Regions from separate parts of the Homo sapiens genome. Here region 1 is linked to region 2. Evidence: chromatin contacts called from ENCODE Hi-C or POLR2A ChIA-PET data. All regions are on one chromosome and are shown on one strand. Each heading gives the region's core, a stretch centred on a gene start or an enhancer-like site at or near the end of the contact. The rest is flanking DNA. Distances are from core to core; before and after follow the strand shown. Region 1 has its middle 34 kb from the start of LINC00242. Region 2 overlaps LOC105378146 (a long non-coding RNA gene).

Region 1 (5,023 bases), core at 2,289-4,788, 880 kb before region 2:
TTTGATTGGCTGATATTCTGTTGAGAATTGATGATGATGAGGGCTGCTGGTCCATAGTTTCTCTTCTTTCCCTGGTTTGGGCATCAAGATAATACTGGTTTCATAAAATAAGTTAGTGCTCCTTCCTCTTCTATTTTCTGAAAGACTGTATACAGTTTCTGATATTTCTTCTTTGAATGTTTAGTAGAATTTTCCAGTGAGATCATCTGGACCTGGAGTTTTATTTTTGGAAGATTTTTAACTAAAAAATCAATTTCTTTGATACAGAACTATTTAGTTTATCTATTTCTTGTTAAGTGTGTTTTAATAGTGTGTGGCTTTTAAGGAACTTGGCCGTTTCATTTAACTTCTCAAATTTAGGTGCGTAGAGTTGTTCATAGTGGTCCATTACTGTCATTTTTATGTCGGTTGTGTCTATAATGCTATCATCTCTTTCAGTCTTAATATTGATCATTTGTTTTCTCTCTTTTCTCTCTGTCATTTACCAGTTTGTTGATATTTTTAAGAACTGTTTTGAATTCATTGATTTTCTTTCTTGTTTTTCTGTTTCCAATTTTCATACAGTTCAAATTTTTTTCTAATTTCTTTGAAATGTAAAATTGACCTATGCATTATCTAAGTGTGTCATTTAGCCTTCAAGTAGCTGGAAGTTTCCCCAATATCTTTTTGTTATTAATTTCTAGCTTAGCTTTATTGTGGTCAAAAGCATGCTTTGCATGATTTCAGATCTTATAAAATTGTTAGAGCTTTCAATGACCCATGGCATGATTTACCCTAGTGAACATTTCACGTGCCCCTGAGAACGTGTGTGCTGCTATTGCTCGGCAGCGTGTTCTGCACATGTCAAGTGAGTCCAGGTGGTTGGTGATGCTGTTCAGTTCTTTATCCTCCTTCTAGAAGATTTTCTGTTCTATTCTAACCATGACTGATAAAGGAGTGTTGAAGACTCCAACTACCAACTACAGTTATTAATCCATCATTTCTCCTCTCGGTCCCACCAGTTTATGTTTCGTATATTTTGAAGTTCTTCTGTCACGTGCATACTCAGGACGGCAACGTCTGCTTGTGGACCTGACCTCTCACCATCATGCAGTGCCCTTCCTCATCAACCACAATCTTCCTGGCTCTGATGTCTATCTCGTCTCTGCAGCCACCGAAGCTTTTTTATTATCATTAATGTTTATGTGGTGCATCTTTTCATCCCCCTACATCATTATATTTAAAGTAGGCTTCCTGGAGACAGCACAGTTTGGTCTTTTTAAAATATCCAATCTGATCATCTGGTTTTTGATTGATATGCTTAAGCTACTTATATTTAATTTAGTTACTGGGGTGTTTGGATTTAAGTATGTCATTTCATGATTTGTTTTCTGATTGTGTCTTACATTTTTTTAATCAATTTCCCCTTTTATATCTCCATTTGGATTCTTAGAATAGTTTTAATATTCCATGTTAAGGGTCTATTGGGGTCTGGTTTATATCTCTTTGCACAGCTGTGTGGGTGTGTGGTTCACGTACGAATTACAATTTACACAATTAACTTTTCACAGTCTACTGAGGATAACATTTTGCTGTTTCATGTGGACTACAGAAGCCACTTCCACAGCGGCCTCCATGCCCTCCGCTGGCCCCGTGCCCTCCCCTCTGTGTGGACCTCTGCGTTAGCTGAAAAGACCAGTGTTATGGATGCTGCCTTCATTCCTCATACACACCGAGAAAAAGGCCTATTTTATTCACCCAGACATTTATCATTTCTGTCACTTTCCCTTCATTCCTGAAGTTCCAGATTATCCTTACTGTTTCTCTCTGCTTGAAGTTTCTGTGGCGCTTCTTTTATCACAGGTAAATTGGAAATAAATTCTTAGTTTGTCTTCATCTGAGACTGTCTGTATTTCACATTCATTGCTGAAAGACACTTTTGCTGGATATAAGGTTCAAGGTGCGTAGCTCTTTTCCTCCATGCTCTGGGCCTGCTGTGCCACTTTGAGGACTCCAGGGCTCCTCCTGAAGGTGAATCCACGCTCCTTTGGATTTTTGCTCCCTGTGCGTCACGTGCTGATTCCTCTGGCTGACTTTAAGATTTCTTCGTGTTTGGTTTTCAGCTGTTTTATTATGCTGTGTCTGGGTGAGGGACTTCTTTAAGTTTATCATCTTTGGGTGGCAGAATAAATTTCATAAGCAGCCTACTCATACTCTCTCAGATGAGTCATCACAATGTCTAATTGGCTAAAGGAAACTCTAGAGTCTTGAAGGAGTTACTATTTTCCCCCAAAATTAACTTAGAAGATCGAGAGTAATAAACCATTCTTACACATATATAGGTGCACTAGAAATAAAAAGAAAAAAAGAAATGTTTCTCTCTATTATTTTCGAGTAGGAAAAAAATGACAGCCTACATTTTAAGTCTGGGCCTTACATATTATTTCTGTGTACGGTGAAAGTGGAGGAAAAGGCCTTCTGTGTGATAATTACGGACAAGGTGCTTCTGGGGGGCTCACAGAACACAACAGTTAACAAGCGGGTGTCTTCACCAATCGTCATTACAGCTAATGTAGGCTGAGCAGTTCTTACACGGCAGGTGCTACACCCACCTCTTTACATGCACCCTCTCGTGTTATCCTTGGAACAACCTTGTGACCTTAAACATTATTAACCCCAATTTGCAGGTGAAATTGAGGCATAAGTAACTTTCCCAAGAACATACAACCAACAGATCCAAGAAGTCCATGTTCTTAAATCCCGACATGAACTCCTGTCACATCCTGAGAAGGCACTCATGCTGAGCAAGTTAAAGGAATCATCTCACCCTACCCACACATTAGCCAGGGGGGCCATTTCCTGTTTCATTTCCTATCAGTGTGTGTCTGTTCTTATTTGGAAAAGTAAAGGAGGCTTGGCTTAAACCAATCTATCCTTGAAGCCACATTTTAGAAGGGTAAATATTGCTTCTCATGTCACATGTTTGATCATGCTTCTAAACTAGCTGGGCAACCAGAGGCGCTGCCTCGGATCTGTGCTGCTCAAGGACACAGCTCTCCCTGTGGCTCTGGGTTCTGTCCCAATTCTCTCCCTCTGCTGCTCTTAAAAAGCCCTTATCCATTAGAGACACAGTAGTTACATAAAATTATATCTTTTGGGATGGCCAGAAAATACTCCAATCCAAAGAGAAAGAGAGATAGAGAGTGGGGACAGGCAGAAACTGATTAAACAAGTTGAGTCGTGAGTCAATAATTATTAGTCATAAGCCACTTAATTATTAATCAGGTGGTACTTGGTACATGGGAGTTCATTACACAGTCCTTTCTACATTTGTATGTACTCTTTAAACATCAAAATAAAAAGTTAAATTTTAAAACACAAATAGAAAACTAGTGTGTGTATAGATGTGTGTATCCATGTATATACCTGTGTGTATAAATCTGGTTTCTGCACTTACTGTTCTACTGAAATGAGTGGCTCTACGACGGCCCCGAATTTCCGAATCCTTGGGTCTGTTTTTAGACTTCTTCGCAACCAGTCGGCGGTGGACTCTGCTGATCTCTTCATTTATATGAACTGGCAACTCGCTGCCCTCTCACAGCTTTTGCGAGCTCCTTAATTTCTGCCGTGTTCTTGGTTTATTTGGAGTCAGGTTTCCTCTCCCCCATTTCTCACACGTTTTCCCTGAAGATGCTCTTCCGCTCACACGGCATCTACTGTTACCAAGTCTGAGGGAATTCCTGTTCTAAATCCCTTTTCAAAGCAGCAAATTGTGCTCTGAGGCAGCTCCTGTCCCTGGAGCAAAGGCTCTGGTCACTAAGGAGCGTTCTCGCGCACGTGAACAGCGCCCCCTGCCGTGGTGTGGAGATATTGCGTCATGGAGACCCTCCCTGCGCAGCTGCCGGCAGGACCCGAGTCTGTCCCCTACCTGGGAGACCTCTTGGCAACCAGGCAGTTTGCGGGGGTTGCTTCCTTGGCCCTTTCCACTCATCGGTGTTGAAGGGTTAGAGCAAACCAGCCGCCCTCAGCCACCAGCTCCCAGCAGATGAAGTCAGGGGTGTGAGAAGACGCTTCCTCATCCTTCTGTGACTCGAGGTATCTCTGCCCTTTGGGAAGCAAGAAGAACAGCAGCCGTTTCTGCCAGTGTCCTCATACAGCTATGGCTTCAGCAAGCCACGCGTGGTCATCTGTCAGGGTCTGGGAAGAGAAAGAAGCCACGGAAGCTACCAGAACAGATAATTCCCATGAGGGACTTGATGTAGGGAATCCGTAGGTAGAAGGTCCTTAACTGGGGGCCAGAGAGGAAGCTGCTGCCTCCCCAAGCTTGGAGGAAGAAAAGGAAGAGACGGACTTGTTCTCATTTTGACTCTTGAAGAAGGGACACATGGCCTGAAGAGGAGGCCCCAGCTGCTGTGAGGGTCTCGGAGGGAAAATTGCAAATGGGGTTTGGGAGCCACTGTGCAAAGTGAGTGAGCAGCCTTGCAGCTGTGGAGCATTGCAGGGATGCAGAGCCCGGCTGTGGCACTGAGAAGGCCGCAGGTGTCAGCGCCGGGCCCCTCCTCCTCCCGAGGGTGGGCAGGGCTGCGCTGCTGGAGGATGAACACCTGAGGGCTGGGCTGCTGCAGGATGCACTGCTCAGGTCACTCACTAGCGGGAGGGAGAATTTTAGGACTGACTAAAGTCTCCGGACACATCCTTGGCAAACACAGGGAAGATACGTGGTTAATGCTCCAGGCAGAATGCGCAAGCGTCCCAAATTCCTAGGCTGAAACCTCACCCACAAGGTGACAGTGTTAGGAGGTGGGGCCTTTGGGAGGTGATGAGGTTCGGAGGGTGGAGCCTCATGGTGGGATTAGTGCCCCTACAAAAGAGGCCCCAGGGAGCTGCCTTGTTCCTTCCGCCCCGTGGGGGCACAGCCAGAAGGCTCCATCTGTGAACCAGGAAGTCTGCCCAGACACCCAGACACTGGAGCAGGGATGTGGAAAATGCCAGGCATAGCCAGGTGATGGTGAGTGGCCCTCTGGGGGCCTGAGTCCAGGTGCCT
Region 2 (5,240 bases), core at 1,521-4,020:
GGTTAAAAGTAAGAAAGAGCATGCACTGCAAGACTCCATTTACATGAAATTCTGGAAAATGAAAACCATTTTACAGTGGCAGAAATCAAACTGACAGTTGCCTCAGGACAGGAACAGAGGGAGGAATGGACACCAAGGAACATGAGGAAGCCTTTTGCTTACAGAAACACATGTTTTCATGGGAAATCAATATGTCACTGTATCAGTATTCATCAATATATGCAACTTATTTTACAGCAATCATACCTCATTAAACATAAGATGAAATAAAGACATTTCAAGTCAGAGAAGAGTTGATCAATTTCCTGCCACAGAATGACATTAAACAGTAAAAGAAGTTTCTTGAGCTGAAAGAAAAGTCCAGAAGATCCTACAGGTAAGCAGAGATCATCAGGAAGGAATGAAGCACACTCCAGAAACTGTGAAAATAAGAAAAACTGTTTAAAACAACAACTGTAAAAATGTAGTGCAAGTTTTATAAGGTGTGCATAAGTAAAATTTTATATTATATTAGTGCAAAATGGAGTTAACTATTGGAAGCTTCTTGTATTTTCAGAGAAATATTAAAATTACTACTTTAAACATTAGCTACTCAAAGATGCTTAGGGTAGCTGCTAAGAGAATAATAAAATAATGTACTAAAATATAATGAAAAAGAAAAATCAGCACATGAAAATACTTGATTTATCTGAAAGGAATTAAGAAAAATGGAACAAAGAAATAAAAACAGACAAGAGAAATAGAATAGTAGGATGGTAGACTTACTTAAACACAATTATTTTAGTAATTAAATGTATAAAACTGAACAATCTAATCAGAAGACAAAGATGGTCTGTATGAAAAACCGAGAACCCAACAATATGAAATTTGCAGGAGGCACATTTTAGATAAAATCATACAGGCAGGCTGAAGATAAATGTCTATAGAGTGGGAGTCATGGACACATTGTGTTTAAGAGGCAGCTGAGGTAGCTATAGCACTACGAGACAGTTGAGTTTAATTAAGGCAAAAATATTCCTAAAGATAAAAGCTACATTTCATAAAAACAGGAAGATACAAAACTCATAATTGTGTGTACGTGCCTAATAACATTGCTACACATGTATAGAAAAAAAAAAGACTTAACTAAGCAGAAGAAGAGAAATATCCAAAAGCATAGTTGAGGATTTTAACACCTGTTTCAGAAGCTGAGAGAATAAACAAACCAAAAAAAAAAAAAAGTATAAAAATAGCCTTTAGGGACACAACTAAATGTTCCTAACTGGTGTATACAGAACACTGCACCCAACAACTGCAGTGTAAACTCTTTATCAAGGGAACAAGGAACATTTACCAAAACAGACTGGACCATAAAACACATCTCAACAAATTAAAAATAAAAAGATAAGTAAAATCACACAAATTATGTTTTCCTGCACAACACAATCACACTGTAACACAACAGAAAGATGACTGAAATAATCACACAAAACACTTCCACGCTGTTACGCATAGGAGCACGATGGATGTTGAAAATGTTTTGAATTGAAAAATAATAAAAAGTGTCGTATCAAAACATGAGGGACGAAGCTAGAGCAGTGCTTAGAGAAAATTGTATAGCTTCAGTTGCATATATTTAATAGGAAGAGTTTTGGAGTAAAGGCTCAGAGCTTCTGCCCCCCGAAACTAGGAAAAGAACTGCAAATTAAACCCAAAGATATAAGGAAGGAAATTATAAACTAAGTTGGAAAACTAAGAATTTTCTGATTTGAGCAGGTGATCGTTTGATTTTTCATTGCTCCAATTAAAAAGCAACCAAAATTCTTTTTTAATAGTTCTAATTAAAAAGCAGCCCAAACTGTTTTTAACTCACACACTTACATGTTCCAGCCATCGTGTTGAGCTTGCAAGAAATATCAAGCACAGTCTATCTGAGGAGTCAAAACGAACCCATTAAACCTTCAATAACAGCACAAGAGAGTAAGGGATACAAGAGTTTCCACAAGGCGACTTTAAAGAAAACGATAAATCCTGTTGTGAACCATCCGACATTGCAGAGGGGGTGTGTGAGCACAGCTGGGCTGGTGAGGGGCGGCTCCCGCCTTGCTTTGCCGGGGCTGCTCTTGGGACACTGAGCGGGTCTGGCTGTGCTGCCATCTGTCCTGTCGGGAACAGGTCTGACACGTCCACCCAAGAACTGTTGGCTTCTTGTCTATTTTTAAAAGCTAAAGCAATTTCTTTGATCTTCCTACCACCACAGCCCTGCTTCGGGATGGGAAAGGTAAAAGTTGCTCTCCCCACTGTAAAGACGAAGAAAGTGGGATGTGGAAAGGTGATAACCCTGCACACAGCACAGTCAGAGTCAAGACTCAGGACAATCTCCCACCCTGCTCCTGTCCCCTTATAGCAATGGTACTTGGAGCTCAGAAGGAGGAGAGGAAGCTGCGGCTTGGAGACCGTTCAGAGGCAGCCGTGGAAAATCCCGGCTTGAGCTGGACTGGGCAGCTGGCGAGTGCCGGGGCAGAAAAGCGCGCAGGCCGGGCCAGTGGGGGAGCACACGCAGCTGCACACAGGACAGAAGGCCCACGCATCTCAAGATGCGCACATGCATTCGGTTTCTTCCTGCATAAAGTCACTGACTAGGTAAATCTGCCATGTTTAGTCATCACCAGCTGCATCAGTGCTGCAGAGTTTGGCCTACATATGCGTTCTATCACCCAGGAGACTTGGATAGAGATGCTGGCTCCGTCGTGGCAACTTCACACTGCAGGATTGAAATCACAGGGGTTCTTCACAGAAGGGTGCAGGGGTCTGGGTGTGAGCAAGGCTGAGAGGCCAGAGCCACGGCCTCCAGGGCTGCACAGCCTGTGCAACTCACTCTGGCCATTTGTGCTTAGGCCAGCAATAACCTCCCTCGGCAGAGGGACATCAATCTTGTTTTAATATGCCATGAATCTTTTGTTATTCCTGACTGTTGACTAGACATAGATTATTGCCATATTATATGCCATATTGCAAATAACAATAAATAACCAGGCTCTATCACTGTGGTGAAATGCAAATCCTAGATTTAAAACTGTTTTTCAACATAAAGTCATGGGAATGGAAGTTCAAGCGCCAAAACAAAGTTATATAACAGGAATAATAAATTAAAGATGTCAAGCAGCAGATGCGGAGAGAGAAAGCACACACACTCACTTACGCCTGCTGGAGCCACAAAAGCTAAGGCCGCTGCCACAGTTTATTTGAAATGTATAAGCACGTATAACTCCCAAACCTGGCAAATCACTGCTTAGGCATTTTGACAAGCATTTAGATAAACAGAAAGAATTAGCTGTTGTAGTTCATTTTTTTAATAACTGGCTCAACAAACAAAAGAAAAATACTGAAAGTTTCACAGCTGAGGCTGCAGGAATTAGGGCAGTAACAGTGCTCACAATTGTCAGGTTCTGTGACTCAGAGGAATCATAACACTGAAAGCAATCCATGGACTAAGTGCCAAGAAATATGCAGTAACTTTCACTGCTCCTTTGCTCTAATACATACATCTCATAGCTGCTTTGAAGGGATGTATTCCTTATTTTCATGTTTCATGAAATTTTATAATTGTTAAAGTTTTCTAATCCCTGCCCTGACATTACTGGCTGTTTGATCTTGGGCAATTTAGTTCCTTTCTCAAAGCCTCTCTTTGCTGATTTCTAAGATGAAATAATAGTGTCCACCTTATAAAAATACCATGAGCATTTATAGAAACGATGCATTTAACACCATCTCGGTATGGGGCTTTCCAGTTAGAAGATCTTTACCAATTCAGCTTTTATTGTTTACAGTTTATGGTGTCATGTATGATCTGCTTTCTTCGTTAGCTACTCACTTTTGTTAAGTTATAAATTACGCTTTTCTATGTGACGTAAGCCAGGATAAAGGGAACCCAGAGCATTGCGGTGGGAAGTGGATATATTCTAACTTTAAAGAAAATGACCAGACTTGGGAGTGAGGGTGTGATCTGGTGTGGGGTCCTGATTAGGAAAAGGAGCCAGGCTAGGGGGAGCAGGGAAAGCAAAAAGACAAAGCAGATAAACTACAAATCTGCCTTTCTTCATGGTCCAGGACACACAGCCCTCCTGCGCAAATAGCCCATCTAACACACAATCTCCCTATGCCTGACTTACCAGCAGACACCTCAGCTGACAGAAAAATGCAGGTTCGCTCACTGCAATCTTAGTGTTACCAGTACTGCACGTATTCCTCTCCAGCACAAGCACCATCCTGTAAAATACCCAGCAAGCTTTTGTCTCCTGGAACTCAGCTCCTTTCTTGCTGATCTACCCATTGCATCCTTGCAACATATTTTCATACTTTCTTTAACAAATCCACCTTCCTTTACCTTGTAGGTAAAGGTAAACTGCCTTTGTAAATCCCTTTACTGTATGCACCACTGCCCCCAGTTAGTCACTACCCACAACACTCGATCCTTCTGTTTAGGAAGCCTGGAGAGTGATGCACATGGATATCTGGAAGCACATTCTAGGTAGAAATGATGGCAACTTCAAATTCATGCTTGTTGTTAAAGTGATAGGAAGGAGGACCACCTGGCCAGGCCACGAAAACAACAACAGGCAGGTGCATAGCAAGAAAATAAGTGCCCTAGCAGGAAGCAGATGGCACATTCAAAAGAGAAGTATGGAGGTGTGATCAGTTAAGCAAACCATTCCAAACCCTTGGCCTGAAGCAAGGCGAGGTATAACCATGGAGCCCCGCAAGAGCCTGCCTGGGCTGTAGGGAGCCCACTGGACAGGATCTGTGGACACAAAGAAGAGCAACCCTTGCCAACACCTGGCCGAGGAGAAGGGAGAAAGAGAGACTTCCCCAGCTTCACCCTTCTCCCACATCCTGACTTCCTCCTGGTGTTTCCAGTTCTAAAGCCAGCTGAAAACGGAAAGCAAGGAGCCTGCACCTAAAGGTCATGAGGTTCAGCCTCCTGGCACGTAGCAGTGGGGAAGAACGGAGAGCTCTCTGAGACTGGCGGACAGGACACGGCCAGCATTAGATAGAGAAGGAGAGGTTGTGGGATGTATTACACGAGATCTTGAAAACCCTGCAAGAGATTTCACCCTGATGGAGTGGGAAGCCGTAGGAGACACAGTCAGGAGAGGGACTGCATCCGACTCAGACTTAACAAGGTCCTTCTGGCTGATGTGTTGAAAAGGGCAGAAGAGAGAAACCGGTGAAGCAGGATCATATTAGGAGGCTGCTACCAT

Evidence for each region. A loop is a pair of places that touch in the nucleus more often than their neighbours do. ChIA-PET counts read pairs that join two places held with the same protein, here RNA polymerase II (POLR2A). Pooled maps may share reads with other maps.
Region 1: a pooled map shows a loop between it and region 2 (1.9-fold over the local background). The contact joins two enhancer-like sites. A Hi-C loop is called at or near these places in 2 of 168 maps with a recorded cell type or tissue (MCF 10A and mammary epithelial cell), 1 of 37 single-sample maps with no recorded cell type and 9 of 50 pooled maps. POLR2A ChIA-PET finds 5 or more read pairs at or near these places in 1 of 52 experiments (WTC11).

What each region holds. Positions count from the first base shown.
Region 1 is chr6:169,830,631-169,835,653 of GRCh38, reverse strand. No RefSeq gene overlaps it. Among named protein-coding and RNA genes, the nearest start is that of LINC00242, 34 kb to the right of the region's middle. Within about 2 kb of position 3,538, at least 3 of the 41 ENCODE cell types and tissues checked have a DNase peak (open chromatin) inside an H3K27ac peak, as active enhancers do.
Region 2 is chr6:168,948,237-168,953,476 of GRCh38, reverse strand. It overlaps LOC105378146 (a long non-coding RNA gene), which reads left to right. Exons shown (of 4, transcript NR_136250.1): 3 at 238-376. Among named protein-coding and RNA genes, the nearest start is that of LINC01615, 210 kb to the left of the region's middle. RefSeq lists an enhancer at 2,502-3,006. Within about 2 kb of position 2,770, at least 3 of the 41 ENCODE cell types and tissues checked have a DNase peak (open chromatin) inside an H3K27ac peak, as active enhancers do.